Linked DNA regions of Homo sapiens: region 2 is linked to region 1. A link is an interaction called in ENCODE POLR2A ChIA-PET data of the cell type or tissue named here. Cell type or tissue: HepG2. All regions are shown on one strand. Links, peaks and the distances in the headings refer to the core of each region. The heading gives the core; the rest is flanking DNA. Region 1 holds the start of PRRT3-AS1 (PRRT3 antisense RNA 1). Region 2 overlaps CIDEC (cell death inducing DFFA like effector c).

Evidence for each region. ChIA-PET counts read pairs that join two places held together with the same protein. Peaks named below come from ENCODE experiments on the same cell type or tissue, not always from the same donor. Only the 100,000 strongest peaks of a DNase experiment are listed, where the experiment ranks them.
Region 2: POLR2A ChIA-PET joins it to region 1 with 28 read pairs; 18 of 35 experiments call an interaction of 5 or more read pairs at or near these places.

What each region holds. Positions count from the first base shown.
Region 1 is chr3:9,943,321-9,951,639 of GRCh38, reverse strand. It overlaps CRELD1 (CRELD disulfide isomerase 1), which reads right to left. Exons shown (of 11, transcript NM_001077415.3): 10 at 8,125-8,259; 11 at 6,234-7,275. The coding sequence ends at 7,061. PRRT3 (proline rich transmembrane protein 3) reads left to right here. Exons shown (of 4, transcript NM_207351.5): 2 at 1,468-2,539; 3 at 2,727-2,882; 4 at 3,639-6,098. The coding sequence starts at 1,525. The coding sequence ends at 5,413. PRRT3-AS1 (PRRT3 antisense RNA 1) reads right to left here and starts at 4,236. Exons shown (of 4, transcript NR_046734.1): 1 at 4,036-4,236; 2 at 3,460-3,573; 3 at 3,171-3,285. RefSeq lists enhancers at 3,982-4,643, 5,306-5,968. In HepG2, for the core only: CTCF peaks have their summits at 4,335 (motif pointing left) and 5,002; DNase peaks (open chromatin) are centred at 4,279 and 5,049; H3K4me3 peaks cover 2,370 bases.
Region 2 is chr3:9,861,608-9,869,926 of GRCh38, reverse strand. CIDEC (cell death inducing DFFA like effector c) reads left to right here. Exons shown (of 7, transcript NM_001321142.2): 6 at 1-45; 7 at 2,631-3,213. The coding sequence ends at 2,793. Among named protein-coding and RNA genes, the nearest start is that of CIDEC, 14 kb to the left of the region's middle. RefSeq lists silencers at 5,548-5,842, 6,948-7,242. In HepG2, for the core only: a CTCF peak has its summit at 7,150 (motif pointing left); DNase peaks (open chromatin) are centred at 5,106, 5,656 and 7,116; H3K4me3 peaks cover 2,448 bases.

The sequences.
Region 1 (8,319 bases), core at 280-8,279:
GCGCACCCCTACTCCCAACCCTGGAGCAAAGCCCTGTCTCTGGGCCCCCAGCACCTAGCCTAGACCAGGAGCAGCCCATGGGGCTCCGTGAATGTTTGAGAAATGAACTAACAAGGCTTTAAGACAGAGTCTAAACTCGAGTTTGGAGGATGGGACTCAAAGGTCTTTGAACCCCTTGAAATTGTTCACAACTTTCGGTGAGCCTGGGTCTTTTCCCCGGGAGAGCACCAGGGGTTTTCAGTGGCTTCTTAAGGTGTCTGTGAGCCACCATGGGTTAACAGCCAGGAAGCTTTGGGGACAGCTGCTCCCCAGAGAGGAAAAGAGCAGGGCCTCTGCCGCCAAACACACCCAGGCTTCAGCTCTCGCACCCTCCATGAAACCTCTCCTGGTGGTGGGGCCCCTTCCTGCCTCCCTGGCCCACTGACAGGCTCTCGAGAACAGGAACTTTTAGGGGATATCCACGTGGGGCCAGGTATATACTGGAGGCTGCAGGTTTGAAATAAGAGGCAGGAGATTATTATAGAATCAGACCAGAGTGACAAGTGCCCAGGAAGATGAGGGAAGGAAGGCGGGAAGAGGAATGTGTAACGCTTGTCAAGCATCAGGTATGAACCTCGCCCATACCTGTTTGGTTATTTGTCTCATGCCTTGAGTTAGGCATGCTTATTATCCCCATTTTACTGATGGGAAAACTATGATGCAGAGAGGTGAAATGACTCCCCCAGGAAATGAAGACACTGGGATTCAAACTCAGGCCCCTCGCCAAAGGCCGGTGCATATTCCTCTCCCTCTCCACGTCTCTCATTTTTGAAGTGGGCCTTTAGGAATAACATTTCAGGCAGGGTGCAGTGGCTCATGCCTGTAATCCCAGCACTTTAGGAGGCCAAGATGGGCAGATTACCTGAGGTCAGGAGTTCAAGACTAGCCTTGCCAACATGGCAAAACCCCATCTCTATTAAAAATATAAAAATTAGCCAGGTGTGGTGGCACATGTCTGTAACCCCAGCTACTCGGGAGGCTGAGGCAGGAGAATCACTTGAACCTGGGAGGTGGAGGTTGCAGTGAGCCGAGATCACGCCACTGCACTCCAGCCTGAGCGACAGAGCAAGACTCCGTCTCAAAAAGAACAGGATTTCAGTAAGTGAAGGGGAAGGGAGAGAGCATTCCCTGCTGACAGAACAGCAGAAGCAAAAGGCATGGGAGCCACACAGTCCAGTGGGTGTTGGAGGACAGATGAACAGCTTGTGGTGGCCAGGGTCTTGGAAGGCCAGGAGAGGAGCTTATGTTCTTTCTTGAGGGAAATGGGGAGCCACTGAAGGTTTTAAAGCAGGGCAAGTGCCACGTCCAGCAATTTTAAAAGCAGAGAAGCTGCTGCCTTGCGTTGCTTTTCTTTCCTGTCAGCCCCTTGAGGAAGGCATGGGGGCCCCCAGCCCTCACATGTCATTCCATGCCCTGTTTTTTTTTTAGGCTCATCCAGTGAGGACTGGAAGGTGGGGGCTTTAGGCCCAGGCATCGGAGTAGACCATGGCCTCCAGCCCATGGGGCTGTGTATGTGGCCTTCTGCTGTTGCTGCTGCCACTCCTGGGGACTGGCCCTGCCCTGGGGAGGGGCTTTCCCAGGCCACTTGAAAACTCCGAAATCCCTATGATCCCTGGAGCCCACCCCAAGGGCTCTGTGGGCTCAGAGCCCCAGGCCTTTGACGTGTTCCCGGAGAACCCCAGAGCTGACAGTCACAGGAACTCTGATGTCCGCCACGCCCCTGCTGAAGAGATGCCTGAGAAGCCTGTAGCCTCTCCCCTTGGCCCAGCCCTGTACGGGCCCAAAGCAGCACAAGGAGCTCAGAGAGAACGACTCCCAGTAACTGATGACCTCCAGATGGCTCAAGGACCAAGCTCCCACGGCTGGACAGGACCTCTGGACTCACAAGAGCTTCTGCAGCAAGAAGCAGTGGCTCCCCACCCAGTGGGCCACCCTCATCTCACTTTCATCCCCACAACTCCCAGACGTCAACTCAGGGTAGCCACAGTTCCTCCCTCCCTGCAGCATGAAGGCCAAGAGGGACAGTGGCCACCTAGAGATGAGGGTCTGAAGGCCAAAACTAAGAGCAGGGTCCCACCCACTTCTCCCTCAGACCACCAGGGCCCACCCCACACCCTTGTTTCCCACTCAGGTACTGTCAAGAGGCCAGTGCTGGAAGGACAGGGTGGGTTTGAGGAACACTTGCAGGAGGCAGCTCAAGGTCCCCACTTCACCCAGCAGGATCCAGCAGCCCCTGATGTTGGCTCAGTACCCCCAGTTGAGGTGGTGTACTCTCAGGAGCCAGGGGCCCAGCCAGACTTGGCATTGGCCAGAAGCCTTCCTCCTGCTGAGGAGCTGCCGGTTGAGACCCCCAAGAGGGCTGGCGCTGAGGTGTCCTGGGAAGTCAGCTCCCCAGGTCCCCCGCCCAAGCAGGCTGACCTTCCTGACGCTAAGGATTCACCAGGACCCCAGCCCACGGATCCACCCGCCTCAGAGGCTCCTGATCGGCCGTCTAAGCCAGGTGGGTATCAATGAGTGTGCTGAGCGATGTTCTGGGGCAGCTGGATGCCTCAATTCTGTTTGACCCTGGGTCCCTCTAGGTCTCATTTTCCTCTTTGTGGCAAATGAGGTTGATTGTGACTCAATCCTGAGGGATTAGGAGGACCATAGGAGGGTCAGGTAAGGTGATGACTGCTTTGTCATTTCAGAGAGAGCAGCAATGAATGGAGCAGACCCCATCTCCCCCCAGCGGGTGAGAGGAGCTGTGGAGGCCCCAGGCACCCCCAAGTCTCTCATCCCTGGTCCCTCAGACCCTGGCCCAGCTGTAAACCGAACAGAGAGCCCCATGGGGGCCCTGCAGCCAGGTGAGAGCATGGCTGGGGTGTGGGGAGAGGGAGTGCTCTGTCTAGTAACTGAGAACCTCTGTTGGGGATGTATGGGGGCGGAGGGTGGGGAATGAATGGAGACAATCACCTCCTTAAAGGAGTTGCCCAGGGCCTCCTTCAAACAACCTAGGATAATAAATTCATACTCACTGGGAAATCTGGGAGAAGTCATTTGCCCTTTTGGGGCTAGAATGTTCTAATATGTAACATGGATATGTTTAGAACAAAAAAAATATATAAAAATTAGTTGGGCGTGGTGGTGCATACCTGTAGTCCCAGCTATTCCGGAGGCTGAGGTGGGAGATCACTTGTCCTGGAGGTCAAGGCTGCAGTAAGCCCACATTGCACCACTGCACACCAGCCTGGATGACAGAGTGAGAACCTGTCAAAAGAAAAAAAGAAAAAAATTCCAATGCCCAAGCCACGTCCCAAGAAATTCTTATTCCTTGGTCTCCAGAAGATTCTAATATGCAGCCCATGTGTCGAACTGCTGGGGTACTACCTCCCTGATAGTAGCATTAATGAAAATGATAGCTGACATCCATTTAGCACTTACTGGGTGTTGGGCACCGGGCTAAACATTTCATCTTCTTCACAACGCAATGAGGCAGGTGCTGTTATCTCCATTTTGCAGATTTGTTTGGAAAAGTTAAATGACTTGCCAACCACACTAGAGGGTGATACAAAATCAAAAGCACTTTTCAAATGGCTATTTTAATATTGTTATAATTGCAGATGAAGCCGAGGAGTGGCCGGGGCGCCCCCAAAGCCATCCCCCAGCACCCCCAGTCCAGGCCCCCTCGACGTCACGCCGGGGCCTCATTCGAGTCACCACGCAGCGAGCCCTGGGCCAGCCTCCCCCTCCGGAGCCCACCGCCAGCTCCATGGCTTCAGCCCCAGCCTCCAGCCCCCCAGCCAACGCCACTGCACCCCCGCTACGCTGGGGCCCCCTTCGGCGGGTCCTGAGCTTCTCCTGGGAGCTGCACGTCTACGGGGTGGGGGTACTCTTTCTGCTGCCCGCGTTGTTGGCGCTGGCTGCGCTGGCAGCCGCCCCAGCAGGGCCCCGGCTGGCATTGGTGGCCGCGGTGCTGGTGCTCGTGGCTTCGGCGCTGCGATCCGCCTACATGCTTACCGACCCTTACGGCTCGCAGGCGCGGCTGGGCGTTCGCGGGGGCCTGGTGCTCTACAACCTGCCCTTCCCCTTGCTGCTTACGGCGCTGGCAGCCCTGACTCTGCTCGGCCTGGGCGCGGGGCTGCCGCCACCGCTGCAAAACCCACTCCTGCTGGGAGCAGTGGCGCTGGTGCATGGTGTAGGGTTGCTCGCGACAGACCTGCTGTCCACATGGTCTGTGCTCAACCTCCTGACGCAGGGCTTGTCGTGCGCCTGGGGCGCGGCCGTGGCTCTGGGCACGCTCTGCCTGTGCCGTCGCCGCCTGCTGGACGGCCCACGGGGCTGGGATGCCAGCCCGGGCCCTCGGCTGTTGGCTGTGGCGGGCGCGCTGGGGCTGCTGGCTAGCGGCTTGCAGCTGGCGGCTGCGCTCTGGCTGTACCCGGGCCCAGGCCGCGTGGGCCGCTTCTCGTGGGCCTGGTGGGGTGTCCACTTCTGGCTGCGCCTCCTGGAGCTGACATGGGCGCTCGCCCTGGCGTTGGCCGCGGTGGCTGCCGCGAGACCCAGGCCGCCCACGGAGCACGCTTGCTGGGCTAAGCTGATGCGTCTGGCGTGCCCGGCGCCGTCAGGAAAGAGCGAGGTGCCGGAGCGACCCAATAACTGCTATGCAGGGCCCAGCAACGTTGGTGCAGGCAGCTTGGACATCAGCAAGAGCCTCATCCGCAACCCGGCGGAGAGTGGGCAGCTGGCCACGCCCAGTTCAGGCGCCTGGGGCTCGGCTGCGTCGTTGGGTCGCGGACCCCAGGGTGGCCCGGGACTGTCCCGCAACGGTGTGGGACCGGCGCCATCGCTGAGCGAGCTGGATCTGCGGCCGCCATCGCCCATCAACCTGAGCCGCAGCATCGACGCCGCGCTCTTCCGCGAGCACCTAGTGCGAGACAGTGTGTTCCAGCGCTGCGGCCTCCGCGGCCTGGCCTCCCCGCCGCCTGGAGGCGCTCTGCGGCCGCGCCGGGGCAGCCATCCCAAAGCCGAGCTCGACGACGCTGGCTCCTCGCTCCTCCGCGGCCGCTGCAGGTCGCTCAGCGACGTGCGCGTGCGCGGGCCGGTCCCACAGCACGTAGTGGAAGCACCCGACGGGGCAGCCGCTGCGGCTTCTGGCAGCTCCCTCGACAGCTTCTCCAGGGGTTCACTCAAGATCAGTTGGAACCCCTGGCGCCACGGGCTGTCATCAGTGGACAGTCTGCCCCTAGATGAGTTGCCCAGCACGGTACAGCTACTGCCTGCCCCGACCCCAGCCCCTGATTCTACCGCCGCTCGGCAGGGGGACGGCCAGGGAGAGGTCCAGCCGCGCGGCAAGCCTGGGGAATCCCGCAGCGCCTCCAGTGATACCATCGAGCTTTGAAGAGCGGTCCTGACGCAGGGCCAGGACCCTGCCCGATGCCCACATGGCATGGCCTACTGGGACAGTTGAGCCTTTAAAAAATGGGCATCCTGGCCAGGCGCGGTGGCTCACGCCAGGAATCCCAGCACTTTGGGAGGCCGAGGTGGGTGGAACACGAGGTCAGGAGTTCGAGATCAGCCTCCTGGTCTCGAACATAGCGAAACCCTCGTCTCTACTAAAAATACAAAAAAATTAGCCAGGTGGCACACGCCTGTAGTCCCAGCTACTCGGGAGGCTGAGGCGGGAGAATTGCTTGAACAGGGAGGCAGAGGTTGCAGTGAGCCGAGACCACGCCATTGCACTCCAGCCTGGGTGACAAGAGTGAGACTCCGTCTCAAAAAAAAAAAAAAAAAAAAAAAAAAAAAAGGCATCCCCAGGCCTCTCTACCTGACGGCAACCCCCGGGGGACAGCCAGGTTTGAACTCACCCCACCCCCATGCCGTTTTTTGCTTTTAATATTTCTATTTTTTTTTCAGCCGGCATTTTGCACAGAGGCCGTGTCTTATGCGGAATACAGGGTGGGTGTGCATGGATTCGGGCATGAAGAACAGGGAGCAGGTGCCCCAGACTCCCCAACGTGGAGTGATGAGCCTCGCTTGTCTAGATTGTCCTCTTTGTGCCAAAGAAATAAACCCTTAGGACTTGGCTCATGCTTCCCTCTGGCCATGCCAGGATCCTGTACTCATAGGAGGAAGGAGAGACTGGAGGCCCTGCCTCCCAGTCATTCTAAGTCCTGTGTATTGGACGGAGAGCAGGACTCCGAGGAAAGGTTGCTTGAGGCTTGGAGGCTCTGGTCATAATGGCGACCACACTTTTATTGAATATCTGTTGTGTACTGTCCAGGTCTTCACATTTGTCACCTCATTTAATTCTCATGTTAAGCCTGAGTGGAAAGCATTATGAAGCCCATTTGAGGAAAGAGAAGAGTGAAGTTCAGAGGCAAAAGTCATCTGTCCAGGGTCCTTTGCCAAATGACAGCTGGCATGGAACCCTCCTAAGGCTGATTCCTCTATCCTCCTTCTCCTAACAGCACTTCAGGGGCAACCTTCTCCTCTATCTTTTCTCCACTCACCATCAAAGAAGCCCTCAATTTCCCAGGATTCTAGGACATTTCCCTAAGGTGGGGGTGGTGGGACAGGTAGTAAGACTGATGCCTTTTAACTTTCCAAGACCTTTCTTTATTTCCTGAGATGAATAAATAAGTGGCAATGGGGTGTGGGGATGTGGTGAACACAGAACAGGAACTGGCAGCATGCAGCTGGCAGGAGGGAGCTGTGATGGCCCCACCCCTGTGAGGACCACCTAATCCTAAGCAGGGGCCAAAGCTCTAGCAGCCACCATTAAGGAAAAACTTTTGAAATTCACACATTGTGAAGCCTGCCAGTCCCCGCCAGGTGAAGAGCTCATGGTATCCACCTTCAGGGCTACTTTTTACCCCAGGGGCCTTGTCTGCCCGGGCCTGGGTACCTGGGCTGCTCTGTAAGGCAGGTAGGGGTGCTTACCCCACTCTCAAAAATAAACCAAGCTGTCCTGAGTGTCCAGCAGGAGGGCAGCCCAAGCTCTGGGGGCAGCGTGGGTGGGAGGAGGTCCTACAGGTGGTGGCCGCGATTATCTGCCCTTGATGAAGCCCTCCAGCACACGGTCACTGCGCTCTGACAACCAGTAGCCAGTCATGGCCGCCACAGCCCCAATGAAGATGGCGGTGAACACCAAGTCGCCCTTAGCAGCCAGCGTGGCCAGTGCACAGATGATGATGCCAAAGAACATCTGCTGCAGCACCACCAACTCGTCTTCTGTCATCTCTGAGAAGAAGCCTGCTGACTCTGCAGAGGAGCAAGAGATGCAGCCTGGCACTCGTATCCCTGTTCCTGGTAGTTCTTGGAGTCTCCCCAGAACTCCCACACACCTGATCATCATGGCCACCAGGCCTGCCCAGCAAGCCAGGCACACTACATTTACTGCTCAAAACCACCCTGCAAGGGGCAGTTACCATCCCTGTCTCACTAAATGGGAAAGTGAGGCTCAGAGAGGTAAAGGGGTTGGACTTGCCAAGGCCATGTGGTGGACAAGTTGGGGGCAGAGCATTTATTACGTGTATGAGTCTCGTTCCACGGTCAGACTGTCTGGATTGGGATCCCAGCTTTGCGACTTGCTTGCCATATAGCCCTGGGAAAGTAGCTTCATCTCTCTGCATCTTCATTTTTACATATGTAGAGTGGGGATGAGAACCCAACTTCCAGCGTCGGGTTGTTTCAGGGGTTAAATCAGTTAAGATGGGGAATGCACCTAGAACAGCATCTGACACAGTAATTGCTGGGGAAATGGTCCCTGCCATCATCGTTGTGATTACCCTGCATCTCACCACACCCCCGGCCTAGGACAGCTCTCAGCAGGCCAGGGCAAACACTGGTCCCATTGGATAGATGAGGAAACAGGTTAAGGAGGCAGACTGATTTGATGCCAGGTCTGATTCCCTTTGTACCCTGGAAGGTATAAGGCTGCTGAGAGCCAACCTGGAGATCAGATGTAGAGCCCGGTCTCAGTGCAGCCTCCAGGGGGCTGGGTGGCAGTAGGGATGGGGCAGGGCCTGGAGCTGCCACTGCTACCTGGGGAAGGGGCTTGCCTGCCTTCTCTTTGAATGAGGACCTCCCCTCTCCCGCCCCAGGGCTCACCTGGGATCTGCTCCTTCACACAGATGCCTTCCATCTGCTTGTAGCCCTCGGCACAGATGCAGCGATAACCGCCCTCGGTGTTTTCACACTGCTTGTTCTCTCCCGGACACACCTCTGTCTCACACTCATCCACATCTTGAGGGGAGGGAGGGGTCAGAGTCCTGCTAGGGCCCCCCACCCAGCACCCTGACTCCA
Region 2 (8,319 bases), core at 181-8,180, 82 kb after region 1:
CCTTTCCTATGATCTGCACTGCTGTGGGGCCAAGCGCATCATGAAGTGAGCAAATTGGGATTTCCTGGGGACAGGGTGGGTACAGGCAATGGGAGAGCCCCTATCTGTCCACATGGACTCAGCCTTCTCAGCGCCTGGGTCTGGCTTTGGTGCTGACAAAGCATAGCCTGTATCAGACAACACGGAGCCTGATGGGCTCTCGAAGTGCTGTGGACGACACCGGCGTGTGCCCAGGGGTGCACGTGTTCCTCCTGGTGGAACCTGGATGCATTTTATTTTTATGACTACTTTCCACTCTAGTAACTACATTTTTTCATTGAAATAGGAAGTTTTCCTAAGTAGTCTTCTAGTCAATTTTATAAAAATGAACATGTGTTGGCCAGGCACGGTGGCTCATGCCTGTAATCCCAGCACTTTGAGAGGCCAAGGTGGGTGGATCACTTGAGGTCAGGAGTTTGAGACCAGCCTGGCCAACATGGCAAAACCTAATCTCTACAAAAATATGAAAACTAGCTGGACATCGTGGTGCATGCCTGTAATCCCAACTACTCAGGAGGCTGAAGCAGGAGAATCGCTTGAAGCTAGGAGGCAGAGGTTGCAGTGAGCCAAGATTCTGCCACTGCACTCCAGCCTGGGCAAAAGAGCAAGACTGTCTCGGAAAAAAAAACAAAAAAAAGCACGTGTCAAAGACTTAATTGAATTCATTAATTAATGAGAGAACTAGCAAGAAGTTACAATCAGCTCAAAGGAGATTTCAAAATCCCACATATATACAGGTCCAGGAAGAATGATGAGATAGGTTGAGTGCAGCAGCTCTCACCTGGGATCCCAGCACTTTGGGAGGTCAAGGCAGGAGGATCTGTTGAGCCCATGAGTTTGAGACCAGCCTCGGCAACACAGTGAGACCCTGTCTTTATCACACGCCCGTGTGTGCGCACACACACACACACACAAAATGCTGGCAGTGGTAGTATGTACCTATAATCCCAGCTAGGTGGGAGGATTGCTTGAGCCCAGGAGTTTGAGGCTGCAGTGAGATATGACCATACTACTGTGTACTCCAGCCTGGGCAACAGCATGAGACCTTGTCTCTAAAACGAAGAAAAAGAGAGATAAATGTATACATACAAAATTGGGCTTTTTCCCCTGTGGGAATGGGAGGGATGAAATAATCTTCCCTCCATATGACAGAATTAATTTGCAAGTCTTATGGACCAGAGTCATTTGTACTATATAATGAACTTTTCTTAAAACTTATTTTTGAAAGTCTAACCAAATGTCTCAAGAAGCATGAGAATATGTGAGGTTAGAACCCGCTCCCGCTTCCCCATTTCCCCTACTTTCCAAACATCCAACCCCATGTTAATTGCTTTATGCTATTTCAGCCTTATGACCCTGGGTGGCAGGTGCAATCCCATTTTACCCATGAGGAAGCTGAAGCTCAAAGCTAGAGCAGTTTGCTGAAGTTCACCCAGCTAATAAGACTGGATTAGGACTTAGGCCTGCCTGATTCAGGTTCTGTTCTCAGTACATGCTCATGCCAGGCATGGATGTCTTCATGTCCAGCACTCTGAACATGAGCTAGACTGCAGGTGGCTTGGACAGGCCTCAGAGTCTAGAACAGAGTGTCTCAAGGTGCAGAACCATGTTATGGAGATTAATCTGGTTGGTCCAAAGTAGTAGTAGAAAAATAAAAGCCTTATGAAATGAGCTGGGGTTTTGCATGAGAAAGTAGGGAGGTTCCGGGCATCTCAGTTAAGGTGGAATTGCAGGTCCTCGCACTAATCTTGATCCCATCTGCAGCATCTGTTCCTATTTGCACATCGCTCTAGAATTGATGAAATGCTTTTAGTGCTACCACCTCAGTGGTATTCAAATGTTATTAATGAAGAAAACAAACATAATGAAACCAATCCCTTCCAGGCCAGCATGGGAATAAGGGGGTGCAGGGAGGGGGTACACTCTTGTTTTTATTTATTATGTATTTATTTATTTTTGAGACAGAGACTCACTCTGTCACCCAGGCTGGAGTGCAGTGGCACAATCTCAGCTCACTACAACCTCTGTCTCCCAGGTTCAAGTGATTTTCGTGCCTCAGCTTCCCGAGTAGCTGAGATTACAGGTGTCTGCCACCACGCCCGGCTAATTTTTTGTATTTTTTAGTAGAGACGGGGTTTCGCCATGTTGGCCAGGCTGGTCTCAAACTCCTGACCTCAAATGATCCACCCACCTCGGCCACCTAAAGTTATAGGATTACAGGCATGAGCCACCAAGCCCAGCCTTGTGTTTTTTGTTTGATTGTTTTTTGAGACTGAATCTTGCTCTGTCACCCAGGCTGGAGTGCAGTGGTGCCACCTCGGCTCACTGTGACCTCCGCCTCCTGGGTTCAAGCGATTCTCCTGCCTCAGGCTCTGGAGTAACTGGGATTACAGTCACCCACCACTATGCCTGCCTAGTTTTTGTATTTTTAGTAGAGACAGAGATTCGCCATGTTGGCCATGCTAGTCTCAAACTCCTGACCTCAGGTTACCCGCCCTCCATGGCCTCCCAAAGTGCTAGGATTACAGGCGTGAACGCCATGCCCGACCTACTTCGTGGTTTTGACTTGCGTGCCCTCTCATTCCACCCAGGGAAGCTTTCCGCTGGGCCCTCTTCAGCATGCAGGCCACAGGCCACGTACTGCTTGGCACCTCCTGTTACCTGCAGCAGCTCCTCGATGCTACGGAGGAAGGGCAGCCCCCCAAGGGCAAGGCCTCATCCCTTATCCCGACCTGTCTGAAGATACTGCAGTGAAAGCCCAAGTCCTTGGAAGCTTTCCCCAGTGAAGGACTGACTGGGGGCCTCACGCTTAACTGGTAGTGCCCACAAGCCTGGCAGCTGTAGAGCCGCGAACCTCCCCACACCTCCCTCACCGCGCAGGACCCTGAGTGAGGAGGAGGAGCTGGAAACCTGGGGTGGGTTGGCCAAAGGAGAACCTCAAGCTCCTGGCCTGATCCAGCTCCTTCCTGCCCAAGGCAGCTTAGCCCATCCAGACTGGTCCTGAAGTCTGTCCCTCCATTGGCATGAAGTCTGCCCCTTAGCAATCTGGCCTCGCAGGCTGTACTTTCATGGTGCTCTCTACCTTCTGGCCCCCATCCCGGAACATTCCTGAGTGAATTCGCAAGCGCACTAGCATGTGATATTAGGGAGTTTGCAATAAATTATTGAGGCTGATGTATCTTCTTTGCCTGTGTTCTTTGGGGTGGGGTTTTATCTGGAAGGTTGGAGGGGGCTAAAGGAAGAGACGAATCTATTGTCAAAGTATTCTCTTTAATGTAGGATTACAGCTAATGGCACTTTTTCTACCAAAGAAGAAAAAAAAAAACAGCTGGGCACAGTGACACGTGCCTGCAGTCCCAGATACTCAGCAAGCTGGGGTGGAAGCATCCCTTGAGACCAGGAGTTCAAGGCCAGGCTGGAGCACAATAGCAAGACCCCAGGCTCCTTAAAAAACAAAATTGCAGTTGATTTTGAAACTAAAGTCAGCTGAATTTGAGGCTTGAGCTGACCATGTAATTGATACCATAAGTAACAATTTCCTAATTAAATTCACCTATCAGAGGAGCTTCAATTGAGCAGGTGGGATTAAGTCACTCTTCTAATTTCTCAGTGTCCCATTTTATAATAACCGTTTAAGTGGTTAGGTGAAAAAGTACTACTCAAGCTGTAAGGCATTTCTCCATCAATGCCCATCCTAACTTGCCAGACAGCTTATCTTTCATGTTCAGGACTTTCAACCTCGGGATTTCAAAGTGGGCTCATAGGTAGCCCCAAAGAGTAGGAGCTTCTCATCAGTGTGAGCTGGCATTTTCCAGTATTGGACAACTCAAGACAAGCATGAAAGGCTGAACTTAGGCTGGGCATGGTGGCTCACGCCGTAATCCCAGCACTTTGGGAGGCCGAGCCAGGCAGATTACCTGAGGTCAGGAGTTCAAGACCAGCCTGACCAACATGGTGAAACCCGGTTTCTATTAAAAACAAAAAAATTAGCTGGCCAGCATGGCAGGCGCCTGTACTCCCAGCTGTTTGGGAGGCTGAGGCAGTAGAATCGCTTGAACCTGGGAGGCAGAGGTTGTGGTAAGCCAAGATCGTGCCACTGCACTACAGCCTGGGTGACAGAGCGAGACTCCATCTCAAAAAAAAAAAAAAAAGGCTGAACTTGTAGAACTTGTAGGTGACTGTTTTATTTAGTCTGTGACTGAAAGATTTAAAAACTTGGCCAGGTGCAGTGGCTCATGCCGGATATCCCGGCACTTTGGGAGGCTGAGGCAGGAGTATCGCTTGAGGCCAGGAGTTCAAGAGCAGCCTGGGCAACATAGCCAGACCCTGTCTCTACACTAGATAATAAAAAAAAATTAGCAGAGCATGGTGGCTGTAGTCCCAGCTACTCAGGAGCCTGAGGCAGGAGGTTCACTGGAGCCCAGTAGGTCGCGGCTGCAGTGAGCTATGATTGTGCCACTGCACTCCAGCCTGGGCAACAGAGTGAGAGCCTGTCTCTGGGAAAAAAAAAAAAGAGGATTCAAAAACTCTATCACAGCCAGCCGCAGTGGCTCACGCCTGTAATCCCAGCGCTTTGGGAGGCCAAGGCGGGTGGATCACAAGGTCAGGCATTTGAGAGCAGCCTGGCCAACATGGCCAAATCCCGTCTCTACTAAAAGTACAAAATATTGGCCGGGCATGGTGGTGGGCACCTGTAATCTCAGCTACTCGGGGGGCTGAGGCAGGAGAATTGCTTGAACCTGGGAGGTGCAGGTTGCAGTGAGCCGAGATTGTGCCATTGCACTCTAGCCTGGACGACAGAGTGAGACTCCGTCTCAAAAAAGAAACAAACAAACAAAAAACGAAAAACAAAACAAAACCTATTGTTTCACTACTCTTACTATAAAGCCTATTTGGATGTAGTAAATACTAAGGCAAAGGCCTATATTACCAAAGATGGTCTGGGAGCTATTTATGGCAGCGGACCCAAACCCTGCAGCCTATGGGCAAAGCGGCTGAAGCTCGCTGAAGAGGGCCTGCTATTCCGGGCTCTCCTGCTCTTTTGCAGTTATGGCTGGAGGCTGGCCCGGTGCCAGGCTGGCTCCATGGGGTGGGCTGTCTGGCAGGGAGGCCTGATGTTTGTATTAGCACAGAAGCTATCCCAGTCCACCCTTGATGAAGCTGTGGCGGGGCCTACCTGCTCCTTCCGTAAAGTGCTCAGTAACAGAGTTGGAGTGGGGGTGGGAGGCTCGGTATTTGTCCCAAGCTTCCCTCCTCCTGAGATCCGGAGTTTCACAAGTGAATCTTGAGCAACTGCCCATGGTCTCTTGGCATTGAGCCCAGGGAAAACAAGGTTCTTTCTTTTCTTCCAGGAGCTCGAGGCTAATGGAGTCAAAGCAGCTGTGGTCAGTGAACAGAAAAGGCAGCCTCTGATGAGGCTTGGGGGCTGGGGAGGGAAGATTCCAAACAGCAAAGGAGTTTGAGCCTCTGTAGGGCCTGGCGGTCCTAGTGGGGGAACGGCCTTTCCTGGGGCCCCCCGCACAGCCAGGAGCAGCTGTCGTCAAGGTGGACTGTGTCCCAGCCCCTCCAGCTCAGCCTTTTCATCTGTTCAAGCTGGTGCTCGGGAGTGCACAGGATGCCTTTCAGAAGAATTCTAAATCCCGGGGGCCTGTGATGCCACAGTCACATGTCTGAGCCCAAAACAAGAGAACCACTTGTGTTTTTGCCACTCTTCTTACCAGCGATGCCCATATTTGTGCATATAATTTTTTTTTTTTTGAGACGCAGTCTCACTCTGTCGCCTGGGCTGGAGTGCAGTAGTGTGATCTCGGCTCACTGCAAGCTCCGCCTCCCGGGTTCATGCCATTCTCCTGCCTCAGCCTCCCAAGTAGCTGGGACTACAGGCACCCGCCACCACGCCCAGCTAATTTTTTGTATTTTTAGTAGAGACGGGGTTTCACCGTGTTAGCCAGGATGGTGTCGATCTCCTGACCTCGTGATCCGCCGGCCTCGGCCTCCCAAAGTGCTGGGATTACAGGCGCAAGCCACCGCGCCCGACCCATATATGTATTTTTTGTGGGGTGGGGGAAATACTGATTCTGAGATGTGTGCTGCCTGGAATCCCATGGCCACCGTGACCAGGGTTGTAGGGGGCCCAGGGGCCCAGGGTCTTTGATGTCAGCCGCATCTCCTGGCCAGCATTGACCCAGGGGTCCCACGTCAGCTGGTTTAGTGGGGGCCGCTCCCTGGGGTCGAGGCTGAGGAATTGTTTTACTAGTGTTTCCAGTGGAAACGAAGAAATAGGTGGAGAGTCATACTGTCACATAGCCTGAGGCGGGAAGGGACCACGGGTGGGGCTGGATGTTCTTTCAGCCTCCCTGGCAGAGATCACTGACAGAGTGGTCAGCTTGGCCAAGCTTCTGCGGTGGATGGCTCTGATGTAGGGGAGGGAGGCAATCCCCAGAGCAGGAATGGGTTCCCAGGGGCCCCTATCCTTGCAGGGGAGGCGCTGGCCATCCTCCCCTCAGAGCCTTCTTCACTGCAGCCCGTAGGGGGGCGAGTGACCTGGAGGATCCGTGCCCCAGGGGCAAACCTCTGGGCTCTGGCTTCAGCCCCACCCGGGAAAACATTCACAGCTCCTCCGGAGAAGCGCCCTGCTGCAGGAAGACTCTAGGGCAGGGCCCAGCTGCGAGGCTACTGGCCTGTTGGTGACAGTACCCCAGGCTTCAAACTCTCTGGGCCTGTTGGCAATTCCCTTCCCTGGGTACAACAGATTCCCACCCGGCCCGCCCTTCTGCTCGCCCCACGGGGAAGTGGCCCAGGAGTGGAGGCGTGGACAGGCATCCCGATGGCTCAGAGTCGGGGTCAGCCTGGACAGCACGGCCTCTGGGGGTCAGACGGGGAGCGAGGGGAAGGTGCCAGGCTCCAGGACAGCCCTTGACAGGCGGTCTGACGGCCTCGGGTCTCCTCTTTTCTGGCCTCGGGGACGGGGCCAGGCGGCGGTGAGCCGCGGGGGGCGGGGCTTTAATGGCCATCGGCCCCACCCAGCCTGCGCTGGGAAGCGGAGACAGGGACGCCCCTGCTCCAGCAGAGCCTGACCCCTGCGGGCTGCCGGGGCCGCCTCCCTCTAGGCGCTGCTGCGCCCACACGGACAGGCGCCCTCTGCGGGTCCCGCGGCTCCCGGCCCCATTCAGCGCCTCCAGATGCCTCACCCGAGCCCTCTCCGCTGGGTCCCCGGGGCCTCAAAGCGCCGACCAAGCCGGGGAGTCACTCCCCTGAGCCACCCGATCTTCCCATGGATCCTTTGGATCCCTGGGTTTTGGAGTTTGTCCTTCCTAAGTGCCGCCTGCCTGGACGCGACTGCCCCAGGACCACAGCTGACCCAGTGCGGCTGCGTCCCCTGCGGGCCACCATCAAGGGCACAGGCATCAGGTCCCCCAAGACTCAGTGACCCGCCCTGCCCGGGGCTGACCCTCAGGGTGGGGAAAGGCCACTAACTCTGGTCCTCTCCCCTTCCTCAAGGCTCCTTCCTCACCTGGGGTGAAGGGCTGCCAGTCCCAGCACCTCAGGGGCCTTCCTGTTTCATTTATACCAACAAATAATCATTCAGTGTGCTGGGACAGAGAAGACAGACACGCTGGCCCCCGGGTGGGCGAGAGAGACTGGTCTGTAAGTGCAGAAAACTCCCAATAGGGACGGGCTAGGAAGGAAACACCAGGAAAAGTGAGGGTGGAAGATGGGGGTGACCCTACTGCAGATGAGATGCTCAGGGAGGGCTTCTCTAGGAGAAGGTGCCATTAACTAGATTGACAAAACGGAAGGGCAGGGCCTGTGAAAGTCTTCTAAGAGAGGGACTGGCAGTGCCCAGGGGGCTGTCGTAGGGATGGAAATAGGACAGCAAGATGGGTGTGGGGAGTGTGAGCCTGGCAGACAGGACCCAGGCTCTATGTGATGGGTGCAGGGGGGGGACCCACGGAGGCCCTGAGAAAGCCCTGGGCCTCAGAAGACAGGGAAACAAGAGGACCCACTTAGAGGCCCTCACAACCTTTGCACAGACAGTGTAAAACGGCTCAGGCCAGAATGTGGTTTAGGTTTCAGAAGGGTGCTGTGTCCCCCACCCTCTTCTTGAGGCTAAAGGGCTCCAACTCCTTAGGCGATTACCACATGGTTCTGGGGCCCCACAGACAGCCTTCTGATGGTTTTTGTCTGTGGCCAGGCAGGGGGCAGGGGGTGACTGCCCCTTCCTTGGCCAAGGGGACAGATAAAGGGAGCCTCTGGGGGCAGGATTGCTGGACTAGGAAT